Regions from separate parts of the Homo sapiens genome. Here region 1 is linked to region 2. A link is a loop called in an ENCODE intact Hi-C map of the cell type or tissue named here. Cell type or tissue: chondrocyte. All regions are shown on one strand. Each heading gives the region's core, and the rest is flanking DNA. Links, peaks and the distances in the headings are about the cores only.

What was found. A loop is a pair of places that touch in the nucleus more often than their neighbours do. Peaks named below come from ENCODE experiments on the same cell type or tissue, not always from the same donor. Only the 100,000 strongest peaks of a DNase experiment are listed, where the experiment ranks them.
Region 1: a loop joins it to region 2, with 4 times the contacts of the local background. A loop is called at or near these places in 3 of 110 quality-filtered maps.

The regions. Positions count from the first base shown.
Region 1 is chr15:82,995,393-83,007,345 of GRCh38, reverse strand. It overlaps C15orf40 (chromosome 15 open reading frame 40), which reads left to right. Exons shown (of 4, transcript NM_144597.3): 4 at 1,654-11,953. The coding sequence ends at 1,749. Among named protein-coding and RNA genes, the nearest start is that of C15orf40, 10 kb to the left of the region's middle. RefSeq lists a silencer at 6,635-6,929. In chondrocyte, for the core only: CTCF peaks have their summits at 6,543 and 6,757 (motif pointing right); no DNase peak of the experiment used is centred there.
Region 2 is chr15:82,640,897-82,652,849 of GRCh38, reverse strand. It overlaps CPEB1 (cytoplasmic polyadenylation element binding protein 1), which reads left to right and starts at 5,487. Exons shown (of 13, transcript NM_001365242.1): 1 at 5,487-5,713. It overlaps CPEB1-AS1 (CPEB1 antisense RNA 1), which reads right to left and starts at 5,080. Exons shown (of 4, transcript NR_046096.1): 1 at 4,042-5,080; 2 at 2,909-3,079; 3 at 2,704-2,821. RefSeq lists a silencer at 4,698-5,267. In chondrocyte, for the core only: CTCF peaks have their summits at 5,232 and 5,432; no DNase peak of the experiment used is centred there.

The DNA of each region.
Region 1 (11,953 bases), core at 4,177-9,176, 350 kb before region 2:
AATCTTGCTTAGCTCTCTCATCCTTTAAGTCATCACCACGCTAAACAATCTAAAGCAATTCCTATTGTTAGTCATCTCCATGAGGGACTCCGTCAAGTACTTTGTCCTTGCTTGCTAGGAGAAGCTCATTGGGAAGATAGAAGGTTCATATGATGTCATTAATATGGTTTTGCACTAGGGGTGGAGATCAAAGTCACCTGGGAATGATTTCTAAATACAGATCCCTGGGTATCACTCTAGGCTTCTTGAAATAGAATCTGCAGGAGGGGGGCCCAGCCATGTTTATATTTCTTAAAGCTCTGCTTGTTTTCCAGTGCTATACTATATAGCTCCTATCCAGGTTCCAGCTGGCATTCACAGTCATTGATTAACAGACTGCACCTAAAAATCCATTTGAATGCTCCCCACCTGTGGCAGGTCATTTCTGATTTTTGGCTAGTGCTCATGCGCTGACGTTTGCCTGAAAGATGTTCCTCATTCTTCTGCCTGTTCAAATTCCACTCATCTAAATAAACCCCTTCTCAAATTTTATCTTCTTTAAAGGCTGTGTTTGAAAACAAATCCTTTCTTTTTCTTTTGGGACGGTGTTTTCGCTCTTGTTGCCCAGGCTAGGGTGCGATGGCGCAATCTCGGCTCACTGCAACATCCGCCCCGCGCCCCGCCCCTCCCCGGTTCAAGTGATTCTCCTGCTTCAGCCTCCCGAGTAGCTGGGATTGGAGGCGCGCGCCAACACGTCTGGCTAATTTTTAGTAGAGACAGGGTTTTGCCACATTGGCCAGGCTGGTCTCGAACTCCTGACCTCAGGTGATCCACCCGCCTCAGCCTCCCAGAGTGCTAGGATTACAGGTGTGAGCCACCACACCTGGCCAACAAATCCTTTTTAAAGTTTTAAGTGGTTGTGAAATCGTGGCACTTGGATATGTGGCTACTTTTTGTTTGGAATTTTCAGAAATGTTTAACAACATAGAGAATAGCAATTTGTTTATATTTATAATTATTTTACTACAAAGTTTATATAAAATTGCAATATTTATTTTGGTATTTTAAAGATGATTTTCATTTTTAACTTAATTGCTTGAGACTAGAATATCATTTTTTAGATTTTTTTTTTTTTTGAGATGGAGTCTTGCTCTGTTGCCCAGGCTGGAGTGCAGTGGCGCGATCTCAGCTCACTGCAGCCTCTGCCTCCTGGGTTCCAGCGATTTTCCTGCCTCAGTCTCCTGAGTAGCTGGGATTACAGGCACATGCCACCATGCCCGGCTAATTTTTTGTATTTTTAGTACAGACGGGGTTTCACCATGTTGGTCAGGCTGGTCTTGAACTCCTGACCTCGTGATCTACCCACCTTGGCCTCCTAAAGTGCTGGGATTACAGGCGTGAGCCACCGCGCCTGGCCCATTTTTGAGATTTTAATGTCCAGCTTTTATTATAGAAATTGATGTATGAAGGTAAAAACCCTGGAGAGTTGTTAGTACTAACAAATGTTTAGTAACAAATGGTAGTAAGGAAGAATCTAAGAGATAGTCTTTGGTTAGACCAGAAGTAACCAAGAGAAAGCCATCAGGAGAGCCCATTATACAACGGAGGTCTGCTATCTCTAATAGCATTAGAATGTGCTAAACAGTAAAGTATGCTTTTTCTCTTTTGGTCCAGGGTGGTAAATCTCGTGAAAAGGTGGTGAAGCTTTTGGCTTCTACAACTCCAGAAGAGATCTTGGAGAAATTAAAAAAGGAAGCCAAAAAAACATAAAAGCAAGAAATGAGGCCGGGCGCAGTGGCTCATGCCTGTAATCCCAGCACTTTGGGAGGCCGTGGTGGGCGGATCACCTGAGGTCAGGAGTTCGAGACCAGCCTGACCAACATGGTGAAACCCCATCTCTACGAAAAATACAAAATTAGCCAGATGTGATGGCGCATGCCTGTAATCCCAGTTACTCAGGAGGCTGAGGCAGGAGAATCACTTGAACCTGGGGGGCGGAGGTTGCAGTAAGCCGAGATCGCGCCGTTGCACTCCAGCCTGGGCAACAAGAGTGAAACTCTCTCCCCCCGAAAAAAAAGAAATAAAAAATACATCCTTGAGAAACTTTTTTATTGCTAATGGTGAAGAGGCTGTTAAATAGAAAAATATACTACATGCACAGAAGAACATGGGGGACATATATATATGTATATATTCGAATAAGACTCCAAAAAGTAGAAATTTAAAAAGTGCTATACATTGCATCAGGTTCTAAAATCCCAAACCCCAAACAGCCTGGAACATGTTACTCTGATTTCATGGCGTTGTAAAATAACAGAGCTGGGAAGAATATTCAAGATGACCTGATTTAACACCTTTCATTCTGTTGGGGGGCCTTTGATTTCCTATATCCAGAAGTTGAGAGACTTACTCAAGATTGTACCATGCAAGCTGGCAACTAGAACCCAAATCCTTGGACTACTTGTTGAATGCAGTTTTTCTAGATTGTAAATTAAAAATCATATCTCCACAACGGTTCTGGAATTCTGGGGATTGCCTTCTAATCCAGTTTACAAGTGACAGAAAACCTGTTATGCTGCTTTGTAGTCTTACCTTAGATTTTTAAATGCTTATTTAAATGTAAAAAAAATTTTTTTTTTACATCTTTTAAAGACTATATTTACCATTTTGTTGAAAAAGTAAAGAAAAATCATGACTTGTAATTAAATGTGAATTATAATTTTTGAGAAGTCACTGAATTTTCATCTTCCTCTAATAACTTAAATAATCAGCAAATTCAGTAGTTTTTATGAATCTCCAAAGATCCTTAAAAGAAGAAAGAGGACTTGGAAGCTATTTTCAGTATTTGTAAAAGCTTGTCAGAAATTACATCTATATTAAAGTTTCAAAAGCTAATAATATATTTTTACATCTTCAGGTCAAGTTATAGTAATTTATTAAAGAAAATAAAATTAATTTCCTTTGCTGATCAGGAGAGCTGATCTGCAGTTGTGCGCTTTGTCCAGCAAGTACATGAGAAAGATGTATTGATGGACCAAATCATTAAAAACAAAATCCACAAGGAAGAACAATAATAAAAATTGCTGATGGTAGCTGGGCTTGGTGGCTCACGCCTGTAATCCCAGCGCTTTGGAAGGTTGAGGCAGGAGGAACACTTGAGCCCAGGAGTTTGAGACCAGCCTGGGCAACGAAGTGAGACCCTGTATCTGTCTCTGTCTCTTTCTTTATAGATAGATAGATATACATAGATAGATTTTATACATAGATATATATATTTATATGTAAGATTATATATAAGACCTCATATATAAGAAGTCCAGGCCGGGTGTGGTGGCTCATGCCTGTAATCCCAGCACTTTGGGAGGTCGAGGCGGGTGGATCACCTGAGGTTAGGAGTTTGAGACCAGCCCGGCCAACATAGTAAAACCCCATCTCTACTAAAAATATAAAAACTAGCCAGGCATGGTGGTGGGTGCCTGTAATCTCAGCTACTCGGGAGGCTGAGGCAGGAGAATTGCTTGAACCCAGGAGACGGAAGTTGCAGTGAGCCCACACGGTGCCACTGCACTCCAGCCTCGGCGACAAGAGTGAGACTCCGTCTCAAAAAGAAAGAAAAAATCCCAGACAGTGAAAGAGAAGCTACTCGTCTAGTACAACTCTTAACTTGTACCAAATAGGTATCAAGGGCAAGAAAAGGTGGCTTATGTGAGATCACAGTGCACATTAATGGCAGAGCTTGGTTTAAGCCCAGCTGCTTTGTCTTCTAAACTGTGCCATATACTGCCTGCAAATGTGCTTCTGTTTTACATGGTCTTAAGAGCTTTTCCCACTCTTTCTCAAGACCATTGCCATGTGTGCTGTAAAGCCGTTTTACTTGTGGATTTTACATGGATCACTGTTAGAATGTCATAAAATGATATCATAAAAGATCAACTTTCCTGGCCGGGCATGGTAGCTCACACCTGTAATCCCAGCACTTTGGGAGGCCAAGGCAGGTGGATCACCTGAGGTCGGGAATTCGAGACCAGCCTGACCAACATGGAGAAACCCCATCTCTACTAAAAATACAAAAAATTAGCTGGGCGTGGTGGCACATGCCTGTAATTGCAGCTACTCGGGAGGCTGAGGTAGGAGAATCGCTTGAACCCGGGAGTTGGAGGTTGCGGTGAGCTGAGATCGTGCCATTGCACTCTAGCCTGGGCAAAAGGAGCGAAACTCCATCTCAAAAAAAAAAAAAAAAAAAAAGGATCAACTTTTGGTCAGGCGTGTTGGCTTACGCCTGTAATTCCAGCGCTTTGGGAGGCCGAGGCAGGCAGATCACGAGGTCAGGAGTTCAAGATCACCCTGGCCAACATGGTGAAACCCCGTCTCTACTAAAAATACAAAAGTTACCTGGGCATAGTGGCAGATGCTTGTAATCCCAGCTACTCGGGAGGCTGAGGCAGGAGAATTGCTTGTGAACCGGGACCCTGGAGGCAGAGGTTGCAGTGAGCCAAGATCGCACAACTGCGAACTGCGCTCCAGCGTGGGCTGCAGAGGCAGACTCCGTCTCAAGAAAAAAAAAAATCAGCTTTCTTTCCTTCCCCTGAATCTTCTGCAGTGCCAGTTTCATCCTCAGGCCCACTTGTTTCATGTAGACAAAAGGCCAACCAGGTTTCATATTCACGTATCAACCCCTGCAGTAGGAGAAAAGGCCACTCCTAGGAGCTCTGGTATTTTCCAGAAGCTTTCAGTCAGCCTTCCCTTGTATCAGCCCAAATCAAGTCACATGAAATTTCTAAGCCAGCCCCTGTGATCAGGGAATGCCATTCTATAACACAAGTTCCCTAAAGCAGTAACTATAGAAGAAAGAATTACCCTAATTGTTTCAGGCCAATTAAGGCCCATCCTAGAGGTGGAAATGGGGTCAGCATACTCAGAAGCAAAGAAGTAGAGAGAGTTGGATACCTGAATAAAATTGGGAAAAGTTACAAAGAGAGGAATGGATGCTGGAGAGGAACCACCAGTTTCTACTACGATAACCTATTTACTTCATTTTAAACGGTGATATTTTAAACGTGGGAACATTTTGCCTAGTGAGTTTTTTTCTTTGAGAAACGTAGCAGTATCTTGTAACAAAGAAGATATGGGGACACTCTGTCATCAAAAACTACTTTGGGGCCGGGCATGGTGGCTCACACCTGTAATCCCAGCACTTTGGGAGGCCAAGGTGGGTGGATCACCTGAGGTCAGGAGTTCAAGACCAGCCTGGCCACCATGGTGAAACCCCACCTCTACTAAAAATTACAAAAATTAGCTGGGCGTGGTGGTACATGACTGTAATCTCAGCTACTTGGGAGGCTGAAGCAGGAGAATTGCTTGAACCCGGGAATCAGAAGCTGCAGTGAGCCGGGATCACACCACTGCACTCCAGCCTGGGTGACAGAGCAAGGCTCTGTCTCAATAACAACAACAAAAAAACAGAAACAAACAAAACAAAACAAACTACTGTTGGAGGTAGGAACTGGCCCAGGGGCTGTATTCCCAGAACACGATTCCCTTTTCCCCACTGCAAACAAGATAGTCTACAGCAGCCTCACAACTTAATTGTCTCACACAGGACTATTCCTACTGTTAAGAGATCACAGCTAAGGCTTGGGCACCTTGACCTGCTGTAGAAGCTCAGTTAATGTACTTTTCATCATCTGGGCCCTGGTATTCCCCTGTAAATACTGAAGTAGACCCAGTGACCTAGTGCCCAAGACACAAAATATTCAGCCTCCGTAACATTTGTCTAATGACATGGTTCTAGCTTTGCTCACTCCCATTAATTTCAAGTGAGTACTGGCTAGGCAGTCTATAGTGACTTGATTACACTGTCTTTCTTGTCCTGTGCTGTCCTGAGAATCCTGGATTTGAAGCAGCCTATGAATAAGGTTTGAAAAATATTTATCCAACTATGCCGACATATGATGTTCTAGCACTGCATCTGTCATCTATCACCCGCACCTTAATAAATGATAATTACTTGTGCAAACATGATGTATTAATCACTTATTAACTTGGTTGCTTACTTGACAGACACTGCTAGGTGGTTTGCCTATGCTGTACTTCGACAGATCCTGGGAAAGAACAGCCTGGCTCATTATGCCCTGGAGGCAGGAGCAGAGATTTCAGACTTCTGATTTCTGTGAGCCATTCCACACTTTCCTCTCGGTTAGGGGAGGGACAGCAATAACCAGAGGATGAAGGTGGAACCTTTGCAGTGCACACCTAGGCCAGTGCAGTGGCTTATGCCTGTAATCCCAGCACTTTGGGAGGCTGAGGCGGGTGGATCACTTGAAGTCAGGAGTTTAAGACCAGCCTGACCAATATGGCGAAACCCTGTTTCTACTACAAATACAAATATTCGCTGGGCATGGCAATGCATGCCTGTAGTCCCAGCTACTTGGGAGGCTGAGGCCTGAGAATTGCTTGAACCCAGGAGGCAGAGGTTGCAGTGAGCCAAGATCATGCCACTGCATTCCAGCCTGGGCGACAGAGATTCCATCTTGAAAAATAAAGTTCCAAATACCTAAATGCTCAAACTTTAGGAGGCAGCTCTCTGGGCTGTGGGCTGTCAGCATCCCCCTCCTAGATTCCAGGGATTTGGTTACATAGTTCTTTAGCTGTAATGCAGAGTATAAATTTTAGAACCCACATGGCCCCAAATTCAAATTGTTTTAATGCATGTAACTAGTGACTAAAAACTTAGAATTTCAATTTACATCCAAGAGGTGGCACCATAACACAACAGCAAAAAGCCACACAAACTGAAACTCGTTTCCTTTTGTAGTGAACAGCACTATTAGGTAGTCTGCAGTGCCTGACTACGGGCTCACATGCTGTGATCCTTCTCGTTTTCTCAGAGCCATTCCTTAAGCTTAGTCCCCTTGTATCTTAAATTTAGCTCAGGTCGGAGTGTTGTTAACTTGGGGCCAGCTGGGTTCGTGAGAGTCTCAGCCCATTGCCATGGTGGAGTCAGCATGGTCTTGAGTTCCTTCCTTAACTCTGCAGGTTTCAGAAATCCACGTAGCCAGTGTTTCTGAAAATGGATCTAGGCTGGGCAATTGGCAAGGAGCTAATTTCTTATCAAGATGCCAGCTTATTAACTTGAGTGAAGAACACAACTGCCAAATAGACTGTATAGTGGGATCTGCTAGTGAGAACATTCTGTCCCTTTGGGAAATCTCTTTAAGAGAATCATCATTTGAAGGCTGCTTGGAGAGCCTGGAATCAGAGCCAGGGAAATTAGGGGCCAGGGTAAGGGAGCTATGACCATCTATAGCTCCCATTTCTGCTGCAGGGATGGACCTATGGTATCAGCCAGCCACAGAAGGTCTTTTGGGACAACACTGGAGATAATGATCCTTCATAGTACAGGAACTCCCTTTTTCTAGGTTGCAGGAAGACCACCTATTTCTACCCACATAGGCATTCCTCAGACAATCCTCATAATTTAGTTATTAAGGGTTTTTGCATTTTATAATCCTGTCTGCCTCAGGGTCCATCGGTCCCCTAGATAGAGTTTGGGGAGGGAAGAATCCCCAAACTTTGCAGCCACAAGTTACGTACTCCCTGGTCATTTCTACAGAAAACTAATCTGTGATGTGTTTTTACTATCGCAGTGACGTTCAAACTGTTTCAAAGCCTTAGGTTTCCCCAGAGATGCCTAGGGGGATTGGGGCACTGTGGACAATAAGGGAGTGAGTCAAGTCAACAGAAATGCTAGCTAGCCTTTAGTTCTCTTCTACAGCCGTACTGGGTGGCATGTACACGTGATAGCTGCTCACACCACATGTGGCTATTGAGCACTTGAAATGTGGCTAACATAATTTAAAAGTAAAAGGTAAGGCTGGCCATGTTGGCTCACGCTTGTAATCCCAGCACTTTGGGAAGCTGAGGTAGGAGGATAGTTTGTGGCCAGGAGTTTGAGACCAGCTTGGGCGACGTGGTAAGACCCCATTTCTCCAAAAAAAATTAAAAAAATTAACTAGGCATGGTGGTGTGTGCCTGTAGTCTCAGCTACTTGCGAGGCTGAGGCAGGAGGATCACTTGAGCTCAGGAGTTCGACGTAGTGAGCCATGATTGCGCCACTGCACTCCAGCTTGGGTGAGAGGGCAAGACGCTGTCTCAAATAAATAAAAATGAGCCCCCTCCCCCTCCCCCTCCCCCTCTCCCTCACCCTCTCCCTCTCCCCACGGTCTCCCTCTGATGCCAAGCCAAAGCTGGACTGTACTGCTGCCATCTCGGCTCACTGCAACCTCCCTGCCTGATTCTCCTGCCTCAGCCTGCCCAGTGCCTGTGATTGCAGGCGCGCGCCGCCACGCCTGACTGGTTTTGGTGGAGACGGGGTTTCGCTGTGTTGGCCGGGCCGGTCTCCAGCCCCTAACCACGAGTGATCCGCCAACCTCGGCCTCCCGAGGTGCCGGGATTGCAGACGGAGTCTCGTTCACTCAGTGCTCAATGGTGCCCAGGCTGGAGTGCAGTGGCGTGATCTCGGCTCACTACAACCTACACCTCCCAGCCGCCTGCCTTGGCCTCCCAAAGTGCCGAGATTGCAGCCTCTGCCCGGCCGCCACCCCGTCTGGGAAGTGAGGAGTGTCTCTGCCTGGCCGCCCATCGTCTGGGATGTGAGGAGCCCCTCTGCCTGGCTGCCCAGTCTGGAAAGTGAGGAGCGTCTCCGCCCGGCCGCCATCCCATCTAGGAAGTGAGGAGCGCCTCTTCCCAGCCGCCATCACATCTAGGAAGTGAGGAGCGTCTCTGCCCGGCCGCCCATCATCTGAGATGTGGGGAGCGCCTCTGCCCCGCCGCCCCATCTGGGATGTGAGGAGCGCCTCTGCCCGGCCGAGACCCCGTCTGGGAGGTGAGGAGCGTCTCTGCCCGGCCGCCCCGTCTGAGAAGTGAGGAGACCCTCTGCCTGGCAACCACCCCGTCTGAGAAGTGAGGAGCCCCTCCGCCCGGCAGCTGCCCCATCTGAGAAGTGAGGAGCCTCTCCGCCCGGCAGCCACCCCATCTGGGAAGTGAGGAGCGTCTCCGCCCGGCAGCCACCCCGTCCGGGAGGGAGGTGGGGGGGGGTCAGTCCCCCGCCCGGCCAGCCACCCCATCCGGGAGGGAGGTGGGGGGGTCAGCCCCCCGCCTGGCCAGCCGTGCCGTCCGGGAGGGAGGTGGGGGGTCAGCCCCCCGCCCGGCCAGCCGCCCCGTCCGGGAGGTGAGGGGCGCCTCTGCCCGGCCGCCCCTACTGGGAAGTGAGGAGCCCCTCAGCCCGGCCAGCCACCCCGTCCGGGAGGGAGATGGGGGGTCAGCCGCCCCGTCCGGGAGGGAGGTGGGGGGGTCAGCCCCCCGCCTGGCCAGCCGCCCCGTCCGGGAGGGAGGTGGGGGGGTCAGCCCTCCGCCCGGCCAGCCGCCCCGTCTGGGAGGTGAGGGGCGCCTCTGCCCGGCCGCCCCTACTGGGAAGTGAGGAGCCCCTCTGCCCGGCCAGCCGCCCCGTCCGGGAGGGAGGTGGGGGGGGGTCAGCCCCCCTGCCCTGCCAGCCGCCCCGTCTGGGAGGTGAGGGGCGCCTCTGCCCGGCCGCCCCTACTGGGAAGTGAGGAGCCCCTCTGCCCGGCCACCACCCCGTCTGGGAGGTGTGCCCAACAGCTCATTGAGAACGGGCCAGGATGACAATGGCGGCTTTGTGGAATAGAAAGGCGGGAAAGGTGGGGAAAAGATTGAGAGATCGGATGGTTGCTGTGTCTGTGTGGAAAGAAGTAGACATGGGAGACTTTTCATTTTGTTCTGCACTAAGAAAAATTCCTCTGCCTTGGGATCCTGTTGATCTGTGACCTTGCCCCCAACCCTGTGCTCTCTGAAACATGCGCTGTGTCCACTCAGGGTTAAATGGATTAAGGGCGGTGCAAGATGTGCTTTGTTAAACAGATGCTTGAAGGCAGCATGCTCGTTAAGAGTCATCACCACTCCCTAATCTCAAGTAATCAGGGACACAAACACTGCGGAAGGCCGCAGGGTCCTCTGCCTAGGAAAACCAGAGACCTTTGTTCACTTGTTTATCTGCTGACCTTCCCTGCCAAATCCCCCTCTGTGAGAAACACCCAAGAATTATCAATAAAAAAATAAATTAAAAAAAAATAAAAATAAATAAATAAAAATGAAAAACAAAAGCATAATAGAAATAAAGACCATGTTGGAAACAGTGCAACAGAGAAGAGGCTGAAAACGGTATGAAATTTAGAAGGCAAGATAGAGAACAGTGAATAAAGACAGGAAAATAACAGCTATAGAAGTCAGTTAAAAATAATAATAATAATTATTATTATTATTATTATTATTTGAGACGAAGTTTCGCTCTTGTTGCCTAGGCTGGAGTGCAGTGGTTCAATCTTGGCTCACTGCAACCTCCGCCTCCCAGGTTCAAGCGATTCTCCTGCCTCAGCCTTCCAAGTAGCTGGGATTACAGGCCTGAGCCACCATGCCTGGCTAAATTTTTTTCTTGTTGTTGTATTTTTAGTAGAGACGGGGTTTCACCATGTTGGCCAGGCTGGTCTCAGACTCCTGACCTCAGGCGATCCATCCGCCTTGGCCTCCCAAATTACTGGGATTACAGGCGTGAACCACTGCATCCAGCCAAAATTATTCATTTTTGTATTGTTTCACTTTTTATATTTTTTATTTTATTTTATTATTTTATTTTATTTTAATTTTATTTTGAGACGGAGTCTCACTCTGTCACCCAGGCTGGAGTGCAGTGTCGCAGTCTCGGCCTACTGCAAGTTCTGCGTCCTGGGTTCACGCCATTCTCCTGCCTCAGCCTCCTGAGTAGCTGGGACTGCAGGTGCCCGCCACCACGCCCGGCTAATTTCTTTTTGTATTTTTAGTAGAGACGGGGTTTCACCGTGTTAGCCAGAATGGTCTCGATCTCCTGACCTCGTGATCCGCCTGCCTCGGCCTCCCAAAGTACTGGGATTACAGGCGTGAGCCACCGCGCCAGCTTTATTATTTTGTAAACACACAAGTTGAGGAAATTTTAAAATGAGAAAAATACACACACAAACAACAAAGCTCTAGCCATTAGCAATTAGAACAGCTTTATTTACCTAATTCAGACAAAGAGACTGGAGATTCTTTAGGGAGTTAAAGGCACGAGCAGTGGAAAAAAACCATGAGATCATCATCACATCATCCCCTGAAGCTGTCTCAGGAGGAGTCACTGAAACCCAGAGAAAATCTAACTGGTAATTAATACATAGGGCTCTCGTGTCCCTGAGGGAAAGGAGTGAAAACACCAACTGAATTAGCCCATACATGGGGCTGTCTGTGCCCTTTAGGGAGAGGAGTGAAAACAACTGAAATCAGCCCATCAGCCCATGAAGACACTGGTGAAAATTATGCGACTTGTCCTTCTTGCACCTAAGCAGCCCACAGATAACTCACTCTTATATACGAACCTGACTGACTGGGTAGCCATTATGTGCCTAGCTTAGTGCTGCATGCTTTATGCTCTCTCTTAATCCTGCAATGGGGCAGTCGAATCACATATTAGCTGTTTTTGTTGCCTGTTTGTTTTTGAGACGGAGTCTCGCTCGGTCACCCAGGCTGGAGTGCAGTGGTGCAATCTTGGCTCACTGCAACCTCCGCCTCCTGGGTTCAAGCGATTCTCCTGCCTCAGCCTCCGGAGTAGCTGGGATTACAGTCATGTACCACCACACCCAGCTAATTTTTGTATTTTTAGTAGAGATGGGGTTTTGCCATGTTGGCCAGGCTGGTCTGGAACTCCTGACCTCAGGTGATCCTTCCACCTTGGCCTCCCAAAGTGATGGGATTACAGGCGTGAGCCACCGTGCCTGGCCAGCTGTTCTGACTGAAGACTTGTCTTCTTCGTTAACCTGCTCCTCCTGTTTCATCCTGCAAATGTTTAAATCTGAGGGGTATTATCCACAGCTCATCTCCACTTTTCTAA
Region 2 (11,953 bases), core at 2,592-7,591:
ATCCAAATTGCTCACCAGAGTTGCTATACTTCACATCAATAATATTTCTAGCAGCTTTATTCATAATAGTCCCCGAAGTGGAAAGAATTCAAATTCCAATCAATAGGAGAATGCAGAAATAAATTATGGTGTATCTACACAATGGAATACTACTTAGCAATACAAAGGAACAAACTACTCCTACATGCCAACAACATGGATGGATCTAACAGGTATGTTGAATGAAAGAAACCAAAAATTATATGAAGTCTAGAACAGGTTAAATGAATCTGTAATGAAAAGCAGTAAGGTAACGGTACCTTGAGGAGGGAGGTATAAAGTGGGAAGGGGCAGGAAGGAACCCAGTGGGGGTTCTGGAGAGATTCTATGCCTCCATGCGGGTGGTGGTTACCTCGGTATACACTTAAGATTTGTGTACTGTGGCCGGGCGTGGTGGCTCACGCCTGTAATCCCAGCACTTTGGGAGGCCAAGACAGGTGGATCACAAGGTCAAGAGATCCAGACCATCCTGGCTAACAGGGTGAAACCCCGTCTCTACTAAAAATACAAAAAATTAGCCGGGCGTGGTGGCGGGCGCCTGTAGTCCCAGCTACTCAGGAGGCTGAGGCAGGAGAATGGCATGAACCCAGGAGGCAGAGCTTTCAATGAGCCGAGATCTCGCCACTGCACTCCAGCCTGGGCGACAGAGCGAGACTCCATCTCAAAATAAATAAATAAATAAATAAATAAATAAAAAAGATTTGTGCACTCTATGCATTGCCTTCTCTCCATTAAAAGATATGAAACATAAAAGCACACACCAAAGTAGCTGAATCAGTTTACGCCCTCACTAGCAGTGATCCTGCTACTGGGACAGTGAAAGTTGATCATTTTTTTCCATTTGAAAAGTGTGGCACGGCATCTGATTGTGGTTTCATTTGCATTTCCCTGGTTACTGATGAGGGTGGGCATCTACTGATGTTTCTTGGCCATTTGGATTTTCACTTGTGTCAACTGCCCATTCTCATCTTTTGCCCATTTTTCTGTGGAGTTGTGTTTTTTCCTCATTGATTACAGAACTTCTTACATAGTCTGGAAACTAGTTCTTTGTAAATACATGGATTGGAGATACCTTCTTCCAGTCTATGGCTTGTCTTTTCAAGCTTTAAACAATATCTTTAGCTGGGCGGTGGCTCACGCCTAATCCCAACACTTTGGGAGGCCGAGGCGGGCGGATCACGAGGTCAGGAGTTCGAGACCAGCCTGGGCAACATGGTGAAACCCCGTCTCCACTAAAAATACAAAAATTAGCCGGGTGCGGTGGCAGGTGTCTGTAATCCCAGCTACTCTGGAGGCTGAGGCAGAAGAATTGCTTGAACCCGGGAGGCTGAGATTGCAGTGAGCCGAGATCGTGCCACTGCACTCCAGCCTGGGCGACAGAGCAAGACTCCACCTCAAAACAAACAAACAAACTCTTTTAGTAAACCAAAGTTTTTAATTCCAGTGTGGTCAAATGTATTGTCTTCCTTTATATCCTGTGCTTATTGTTCCAATCTTATTTTTCCAAGTTTACAAAATTCATCCACGGGCTGAGGTAAAAAAAAATTCTCCTATATTTTCTTCTGAAAAAATTCTAAGTAAAGCTTTTCAGAATTGTATTTTTAACTTACTTTTGTGTACGATGAAAGGTGGGGCCAATCCACTCTTTCTTTTTTTTTTTTTTTTGAGATGGAGTCTCGCTCTGTCACCCAGGATGTAGTGCAGTGGTGAGATCTCGGATCACTGCAAGCTCCGCCTCCTGGGTTCATGCCATTCTCCTGCCTCAGCCTCCCAAGTAGCTGGGACCACAGGCGCCCACCACCATGCCCAGCTAATTTTTTGTGTGTATTTTTAGTAGAGACGGGGTTTCACCATGTTAGCCAGGATGGTCTCGATCTCCTGACCTCATGATCTGCCTGCCTAGGCCTCCCAAAGTGCTGGGATTACAGGCATGAGCCACCGCGCCTGGCCCCAATCCACTTTTTTATCCCACTTAAAAGGAACTTGAAAAAACAAAGAACATGGTTTCTTCTGTACAGAGCTTGGCAAAACTTGAGCAGAGACTGTGTGTGTCTACCTTGTGGTCTTGAGTTCCTGAGTGAATTCCTTTTCTTATCTTTTGCAACCAGGAAATTATTTTCTCCCATCAAACTTCTCTCTTCTTTTAGCTCTCTGCCTCCTGCAGAAGCACTGAACACTTGAGCATATAAAAGACTATAGGGTCCCTCCTGTTTCCCTAGTACACATATTTAAAATGTAGTCCAGCTAATTATATAGTTGGACTTAAAATCAGTATTGTAAGTCTGGGGCTTGACTGCAGAGACAGTGCCAGGCATAGCTGGGCTCAAAGGCTGTTTGTTGACTGGGAGAATAGATAATGCTGCCTATTTGTTTCTGCTGCTTCTGCCAGTGACCAGCTGTGGGGACTTGACCAAGTCATTTAATAAATTCACCTCTGTCACTTTCCACACCCTGCCCTGTGGATTATGGTCACCTTCAGAGGGACTGTTCTTCCTGTATGACCTGCAGGCCTAGCCAAGTCCAGGTAGGGAACAAGGACTTGCCCACACCTGAGGTCATGACTGCATTTGGTCAAAGTTACCTCTTCTCTCAACATCTGCAGTCAGCTCTGGGGTCATTCACAGATAAGCACACACATAAGCATGCTGGAAGTTTTATTCTCACCTGGTTAAGACTTCAGGCTCTGAAACCAGAAGACTGCCTTGGTTTGAGTCTTTGCTCTCACACTTTTAGCTGGGAGTCTTTTGGCAAGTTACTTAACTTCTTTGAGCTTCAGTCTCATCTGCAAAATGAGATAACATAGGTAAAGCACTCAAAACTTTCCCACGCGCACAGTAAGTGGTCAGTGAAGACGAGCTATTATTATTACCTGCAACAGAAAGTTTAGGGAGAGAGATTTTAGGCAGCAGAAGTTTCTGTTCCAAGTCTCTTGAAAGATGCCTTCATTTTCTTATGGTTGACAGTTTTGAAATATGACAGGGCCTCCAGACACCCGCTCCCTTGGGCACTATTCTGGGTTTCAGGTTCTTATCTTGCTCAGCTTTTGGGTCAGAGAGGAGGAAACGATGTCAGGGATCACAAACTGGCAGCCGGTGAGCTGCATGGGGCCCCTGGACATGCTGGGCTTGGCTCTTTTCATTTGAATTAATAACCAACATTAAAATTCACATTCAAGATTTCACTTAAAAAAGTACTTCCAGCTTTTCTTGAAAGATGACTGGGCTGGGACCTCGTTTCTACATGGTGCCCACCAGCTAACAGCCCTTTTGGGTGTGCCTTGGGCCTTCAGTGCTGTCGCCCACCCTCACTTGGCTCCTGTGCTGTAGGCATCTGGGTGTGCCACCCTATCAGAAGCAGCCATCCTACGCTGCTTGTGGGCCAGGACAAGACTCAAGTAGGCTACTCCTGGAGAAAGCATGGCTCAAGAGGTAGGGGTCCCAGCGAAGTTGCTCCTGCCTTGTCCCTGTAGTCATCACCCTTTCTGCCCATGACCTCAGCAACCCAAAGAAGCTCCTGTAAGTAGACCAAGTGGATGGAGACTGGCCAACTCCCACTGTCACTCACCCCCTCGTGGACTTCTACTCTTATGCTCACCACCCTTCCCCCCTTAATCCTTCTGAAACACTAGACTATAATATCAGCTTCCTCTTTCTCCATCACCTCAGGCAGAAACTGACAGTTACCTGTCCCTCTCCCCTTAGCCATTAGATCAAGCCCAGGAAGACGGCAGCACCATCCTTCCTAAGTGCCAGGAGAGGACCGGAGCATAGTTAGTGCTTATTAAATAGTATCATGATAACATGACACATGTAAAACACTTAGCAATGTTCAATAAACTCTGGTCCCTTTCCTCCCCACTCCAGTCCCTTGTTTTCCCCCTTTTCTGTCCAACCTCTTCTATGTCTCCAGCAACACCTTAAAACAGACCCGACAACTGCCAACCCCTTTTACAATTCTCTAATAGTTTTCCTGCTGTCTGCAGAATAAAGGCCCCTTACAAACCGGGCCCAGGCTTCCCTCCGGCGGTATCAGGTCGCATCATCCTCAGTCCTGGTCAGAGGGAGCCGCTCGGTGCCGTCCTCCCTCTCTGCCTTTGCTTGATCTTCCGCCTGGAATGCCATCTCCGACTCTGCGTTTGCCTGGGGTTTCCGGTCCGCCCCTGCGCCAGGTGCCCTAGGACGCCTGCCCTGGAGCCCTCGCCCTATCCCTTGCCCTATTTCTGTGAAACTTTCTATCTCAGTGTGTCAGGAGCGCCGGAAGCGGTTTCTCCGGAGAACTCCGGTCCAAAGAGGACCAGTGATGTCTTTGGAACTTTCTGGAACTTCCTGACTCTCGCGGCCCCCTCTGCAGCGCACGGAGCAGAGGGTCTAAAGTGAGTGCGCCTCCTGGAGCCCAGGGGCTACAGTTCCGACCAAGGATGCCAGGGCAGGCTCTCGCCCTGGAGAGATCACTGGAAGAGAAGGAGCGCGGACACGAGGCTCTACTGACGAAGCGATCGCCGCCGCTCGCAGGGGCTTGTAAATCGTGCCCTCTTTCGTTAAGAGGGAAACTGAGGCCCAGGGCAGACAGTGACTCGGCAAGGGTCACTTAGGTGATGGCGCGCTCAGGCTTAGGTCTCTGGCCCCCCAGGGGGCAGCTGTGGCTAGCAGCGGCGGCAGTCCCCGCCGGGTTCCGGGTGGGCGGCGGAGCCCTCCTCGGCTCGGCCTGCTAGGAGGGGCGGGGCGCGAGGGGGCGGAGGCGAGGGCCCGGGCGGGGCCGACACAGGTGCTCCGCATCCGGCCGGGGGGCGGCTCCGAGGAGCGGCTCGTAGGAGCTTCATAAGCTGCCGGGGTGCGGGGCTGCGCGCGGCCCGCTGCAAAAATAGTGCCCACGTGCGTGCGCGTCTCTCGCCCGCCGGCTGGCCGGTCAGCCCGTCAGCCCCGCAGGGCCACACCGGCCCCATGGCGTTCCCGCTGGTAAGAGCCACCCGCCGCTCGCCTGGGCGGGGCCGCGTCCCGGCCGCAGTAGCTAACGGTCCGCGCGCAGCCGGGTCCGGCGCCGCGGTACCCCCATCCCCCGCCCCGTGCGGGCGAGTCCCGGGCGGGGCGCGGTCACGTGCCCGCGGGCGTGGGGCCTCGTGGAGGGGTGGAGGGCGAGGGGGGCAGGGAGCCTCCTCGTGACTCAGGGCCTTTGGGCTTAAAGGCGCCGCAGCCCTGCGGGGGCGGCCGGTGGGGCCTCCGAGCCGCACTGCGGCCTCCAGGCGGCCTCGAGCGTCTGTCCAGACGGGAGCTGACCGGACATAAAGGAGCACCGGCGCCCGGAACGTTTCTTTCTCACACTGCCGTCGCACGGGAGACCCGAAGCCGCTGGCGCTGGAAGCTCACGCCCCCTGCGGGTCTCTTTAGCACCCGGCGCGCGGTGGGGGCGCCCGGGCGGGACGGGGCGGGGCTGCTGACGGCGTAGACCCCGTGCTCTGTGGAGAGCCCCACGACGGCGGCGGTCGCGGCACCTTTAAGGTGGAGGGCTCAAGCCCCTCGTGCGGCTTCCCAATCCTGGGCAGGTCACGTGGCTTCACACCTTCGCTTGGCGCCGGAGAGGGAGTCTCGGGGGCGGGGCTGGCCAGGTAGTGTGGCGCGAGGGCGGAAGACTGGCGGGGCTTCGTGCCCGGGAGACCCGCCGGGCTGGCGGCATTGAGGTGGGTCCTGGTCATGGGCGGGAGAGGGTTAGGCTTGCAGGCCGCGGAGGTGGCGTAGGCGGGGAGCGACCCGAGCCCACTCTGGGCTGTGCTGTTCGGACCCTCAGCCTGGCGAGTGGGTGCATGTGGCCTGGCGTTCTGGTCATTCTCCTCAGTGCCGGACGAGGCCAGGTGCCCAGACTCAGGGGCGGCCTCAGGTTTGGCGGAGCAGCGGCTGGGGCCCTGGACGAGTCGCCCCCCGTGATGACGAGCGGTTGGGCGGGCCTGTGCCCGCCTGGAGTCACCTGAGTGTGGGGGGACTCACCCACAAAGGGGTCCTCACCTTGGGGTGTCCCACCCGGCGTCATTCCCCGAGGCTTTTTCATGTCATGGGTTCCTCAGCGGTCGAGTCGACCGAGGCTTTGCTGCCTCATTCCTAGAGGACCCAGGGAGACCAGAAGGCTCTGTGAGCGGCCCCGCGTTGACCCCGTGACCGAGAAAAGCCAGGCAGACGCCTGGGCTCTTGGGCGCTTTCGTGGGCGCGCGCTTATTTTTCGGGGGCACTTTGCTCCCTGCAGCCCTGGCCCCTTGCACCGTGCTCTCAGCTGGGGGAAGAGAGTCGGGAGCCGAATTCGCTCTTAGAAGCCGGGGTGCCTCCCGCCAGGCCCGCCTGGGAGGAGGCCGCGTCTCTCCTCCCCCGCCCCGCGCCTGCAGCCCCGGCCCTGACTGACGCCGCATTTCTCTGGCAACCGCTTCCCTTGGTCTCCCTGGCTACCGCCCAGCCTCCCCGCGCTCTCTCCTGGCACCTGAGTCAACTACTGGGCTGTGTCGTTGGTGGGGAAGAGGGGCAAGTGGGTGGGGTTCCTATTCTGGAAGGCACAGGTGCACCGCCCGCCTCTTGGCTGCCCCTCAGGTGACGGTGCGGTCCCTTGCTAGCGGGAAGAGTGTCTGCTAAGGACAGTTTGCACCCTGAGGCTCATGTTCCCTTTGAGTCTAGGGACACATGCTGGGTTAAAAAATAAAAATAAATTCAAACAGGACCCAACCTTGGAAACCTCAAGTTGGTGATTGTTTTCCTGGTTGGTTTTTTGCATAGTTAGAAAAGCTTGTGGAGCTCAATGGGGCTGCTGGCTGTCGGAAAACCCTGGGGACGGTGTTTTGGGGACTCATCACTGGTCTTTTATTTGTCCCCATTGAGCTGGCTTGGAGCTGAACTGTATTCCCAGAGCACGTTGCTGTAGGAGTTTGGCTTTTTATTTTTTAATATTTATTTATTTATTTATTTATTTTGAGAGGGAGTCTTGCCCTGTCACCCAGGCTGGAATGCAGTCTCGCGATCTTGGCTCACTGCAGCCTCCGCCTCCCGGGTTCAAGCGATTCTCCTGCCTCAGCCTCCTGTGTAGCTAGGATTACAAGCTCGTGCCACCACGCGCGGCTGATTTTTGTATTTTTAGTAGAGATGGGGTTTCAGCATGTTAGCCAGGATGGTCTCGAACTCCTGACCTCGTGATCCGCCCACCTCGGCCTCCCAAAGGGCTGGAATTACAGGCGTGAGCCCCCTTGCCTGGCTGAGTTTCGCTTTTTAAATTTTTTGTCACGGCGATTTAAACTTTGGGTGGCCTGGTAGTGCCTGCTCAGTTTATAGAAGTAGGATTTGGAAGTTGACTACTCTGTGTGTAAGTCAACCTTTGTAATAAAAAAGTACGGCCCGGCCCCATGACTCACGCCTTTAATCCCAGCACTTTGGGAGGCCCAGGCGGGCAGATCACCTGAGGTCAGAAGTTCAAGACCAGCCTGGCCAACAAGGTGAATTCCCGTCTCTCCTAAAAATACAAAAATTAGCCGGGCATGGTGGTGGGCGCCTATAATCGAAGCTACTTGGGAGGCTGAGGCAGGAGAATCGCTTAAACCCAGGAAGTGGAAGTTGCAGTGAGCCGAGATCAGCCACTGCACTCCAGCCTGAACGACAGAGCGAGACTTCGTCTCAAAAAACAAAACAAAACTTGGTTTCCCCCCTCCGAACCGTTTGTCTTGTAAACAACTCCCTGGTCTAGGCTCCCATGTGTGGGAGGGAGGTTGTGCCAGCCTGTGCAGCACATCAGAGGTTGGAGAGCTGATGCCTGTGGTGAATAATCATGGAACCGTTTGCAGTTTGGGTTAGGCCATAGGCGTTTGATACAGGAATGGTTCTATGTGCTTTTCTTTCGCTGTAGTGCACAAACCAGTGCCCATGAAGTAAAAAGTGGAGGAGGAAGATAAAGTAGTAAGACTCCAGGCTCAGCACCAAACTTAACTAGTGACCAAATGATAATAGCTGCCTTAATAAGCATTTTCACTGAGCACAACCATTAGTTTTATTCTTAGTCTTTAAAATGGGTTGCAAACTCAAACCCTATAGGGGCCAGAGGTAACATAAATGAGCAAAGGAGGAGGAAAGAAAGGTAATGGCTTCTGAACTACAGAGTATGTGCCTCTTTGAAAGGAGCAGCCACTAGCTGATTGTTGCTCAGCAAAAATGTGGGCCCAGAGTCGGTGGATCTTTGACTTGCTTCTAAACTGGCTATCTCTATTTTGATGGATCTCCTGACTTTTAAATGTAGCATTAAAAAAATTTTAAACACTATAGACCAAATGTAACATGTCTTTAATGTTGGATTCAACCTGAAGGCTAGTTTGGAATCTGTCTTAAAACATCCGTTTTGGATTTCCCCGCTGTTTTGCAGAAAAGGAAACAGGCTTTAGAAATCAAGTCACAAGGCTGTTAAGTGATGGAATTGTGTGAACCTAGGTCCTTCTGGTGCCGTAGCCCAGCCTATTATGTGTGTTCTGTTATGTCAAAGGATCAAGGGGTTATTGGTGGCGTACATTCTAGAAAAAAGGTGGTGGTCTGGGAGCTGGTCACATTTATAGGCAAAGTGAACCTTAACTGCATTGGCAGGAATCCCAGTTGCTGTAGAAGTCAGTGTGGGTCTTCTGAGTGTTAGTACAGCAGTGCTGATGTTAGGAGGAATGTGCTGTGTCTATCATTCCACAATGTATGTCAGAGCAGTTAGCTGATCCTGAGAGCCGGAGGTCTGGGGAAGGCAGGCTCCTCCCACTGTGGGGGTGACCCTCCCAACCCTCTGCACAAAAGGCTCCTTTTTTTCAGGACAGTTAAAATTTCAGTACTAACTTTTTCTGTCTGAGGCAAGGCAAATTTGAAATTATATAATTGTTTTAAGACCTGTAAAAGTAACATGGAGCTTACTAAATCTCACCTTGTCTGTCTTAGCTAAGATTCCCATAATGCTGTCTCTTAGATTTCCAGGAAGAATTAATAAAGGTTAAAAAAAATTTTTTTAAAGCAGTCTGTGGTAAAATCTGAGATAAGCTCCCGGGGCATAAAATAGCCCTGCCCCAGAAATGAGGGGCTGGGGTTTCAATTCTGGATAAAACTTAGAATCCCAGCATTGTACACAGCCACACTTACGGATGTAAAGGGGTATGTACATTTTTTTTTTCCTATATTTCATTTTCAAGGATTTTTTTTTTTTGAGATGGAGACTCTGTTGCCCAAGCTGGAGTGCAGTGGCACAATCTCGGCTCACTGCAACCTCCGCCTCTGGGGTTCAAGCAATTCTTCTGCCTCAGCCTCCCAAGTAGTGGGGACTATAGGCACGCGCCACCACGCCCGGCTAATTTTTGTATTTTTACTAAGATGGGGTTTCACCATATTGGCCAGGCTGGTCTCGAACTCCTGACCTCGTGATCTGTCCGCCTCAGCCTCCCACAGTGCTGGGATTACAGGTGTGAGCCACCGTGCCCAGCCTCATTCCCAAGGATTTAAAGGAGTAAAAAGCATATTCAGAGCTTTTGCCAAAGAATTTTTTTCTGTGAGAATGTAAACTCAGACACAAGCTAGATAGCTTTCTTACCTGTATCCTGGAAAGTTTTTGGAAAGATGAAAACTTTAAAATGTTACCTGCCTCTAGCTGCTTCTTAGCAACCTTTACCAGCAAGGCACTCAGCTATGAGTTCAGTGTTTGTGGATTTGGGGGTGTGGAGTGTGCTGGGGAGGGGAAGGGTGAGGTGACTAAAGTAGCTCTCTGCTGGTGTTATTTTTGCATTTATAACGTTAGGTGTTGTCTGTGCAGGCTTTCTCATTCATTGGTTTCAGGTCCCTTAGCTAAATGATTATTTTCTAAAGTTATGTTTATTTTAAGGGAAAATTAGAGTATTAGTACTTTTGGCTTACAGTTTGAGACAGAAATGCACACCAAACCTAAATATTAATGTTTACACTGTTTTTAGTAGCTAGTATTGGAGGCAGTAAAAGAATCATGGGATCAAATAACAAATTATTTTCTCTGCTATGGAGAAGTTGTGCTAATCTCATCCTGTTCTGCAAATGTGCTTTTCCTAGGCGGTATATAAACTGTACTGACTCTGGGGAGAATTTGCCAGAAAGCCCCTGAGGCTAAAGGGTAGGACGTGGTTTGCACCTAGAAGTTATGGTAGAGGGGGTTATGTAAGAATTTTGCTTCTCTTGTTTGAATTAAGACCCAGAAGCACTGATTGCACCCTTTACCGTTTCTTAAGCCTTTTAAGATTTTATTATTAAGGTTTTTTTTGAGACAAGGTCTCACTGTGTCACCCAGGCTGGCGGGCAGTGGTGCAATCACAGCTTACTGCAGCCTCAAAGCTCCCTGGCTTAAGGGATCCTTCAGCCTCAGCCTCCGAAGTAGCTAGGACTACAGCCATTCAACATGTTTGGCTACTTTTTAAAAAATTTTTTCTTTGAGATGGGGTTTCACTATGTTGGCCAGGCTTATCCTCGGCTCAAGCCATCCTCCTGCCTCAGCCTCCCAGAGTATTGGGATTACAGGTATGAGCCACCATGCAGGCTCTTAAAGCTTTTTGGTCACCATGAACTTTGCTTCCTTTGCACCCAACATTGCAGTTTTGGAAATGCCCTTAGTTTTTTCCTGCCGTTGTTGCAGCCTGCTTTAGAGCGTCTCATCTTCTGTGAGCACAGATTCCGTAGAAAGTTTTTATGTTGAAGATAGGACCTGCCCCAACAGTGCATTTCTCAATTATAGTAAACTAGCTGAAAAAGATTGAACTAAAACATGTATGATGTAATATTTCATATTTTCATAGGAAAATTATCTGACTTGCTGTAAAAAGTTAGTATCCAAATTTCAGAGTGCTAAATTCACATTGTAGATGTAATTTCCAATGAATTTTATTAGGTGTCATTTTAAAGCCCAATGTTAGGGATTATTTTGCCACCCTAATATATAATGTGGTTTTGATTAACTTGGACCTGGGAGGATTCCTGACTGACTGGGGTTGAGCTTTACTTTCAGTAGTTCAGGAGAACACTTAGGCATGGATAACCTTTGAATTCTTTTTTTTTTTTTTTGTATTCTTGAATGGTGGAACAGTCCTTTTAAATTATAGTGAGTTAACACTCTTTGTTTTGATTTATTTAAGGCATTCGTGATGAGTTCCCCTGAGGTAACAGGAGAATCCCCAGAGGGCAGGTCTAAAGGTTGGTTTGTATGCTAAAAACGGGTCTTGGTTGCAAGTAGCTATTGATTTTAGGAGTAACTTGACTAAGAGTGTTACTTGTTTCTTTATTCTTGGCCAGCATAATATGCTGCTTTATGTACCATCCTGACAGATTTAGCCCCACTTCCTACAATCCCCTTTGATAAAAGTGTGGGAGTAGCTCTCCTCTGTTGGAAGAGAACAGTTACTGTGAAGGGCAGGTTGGTTTTTTTGTGTCTTTTTACAGAACACTTAATCTCTTACTACTTAACACCTGTGCTCTCTGCATTCTGGCTTTGTGCTCCTGGGTTCTGGCCCTGACACCATCTGTCTGTCTCCCATGTGTCTGCCCTTTCTCCTGAGGCTTTTTGTTTTTGTTTTTGTTTTTTTTTAAAGCTGTAATCTTGGAATTGTTGTGAAGCTCAAAAGGTGTTAGAGACCTGTCTCCTACATATAACTTGGAGTTGACACCAAAGCCAGATATAATCTCTGACATCCTCTTTTCATGGACTAGGAGAATTAAGTTTAGAATGGAAAGTGATTACCCTAATTTTATACTGTGAGCAGGGAATAGAGACAGAACTTGAACCCACGTTTTCTCATTTCTAGACTAGTACTATTTGTAAAATTCATACACTCTTACCTCTGCTGTGTTGGTCTCTTATTGTACTTGAAATGTCCATTTGGTTTGTAAGACTATGGCTTCCTTTTTTTTTTTTTTCCTTATCT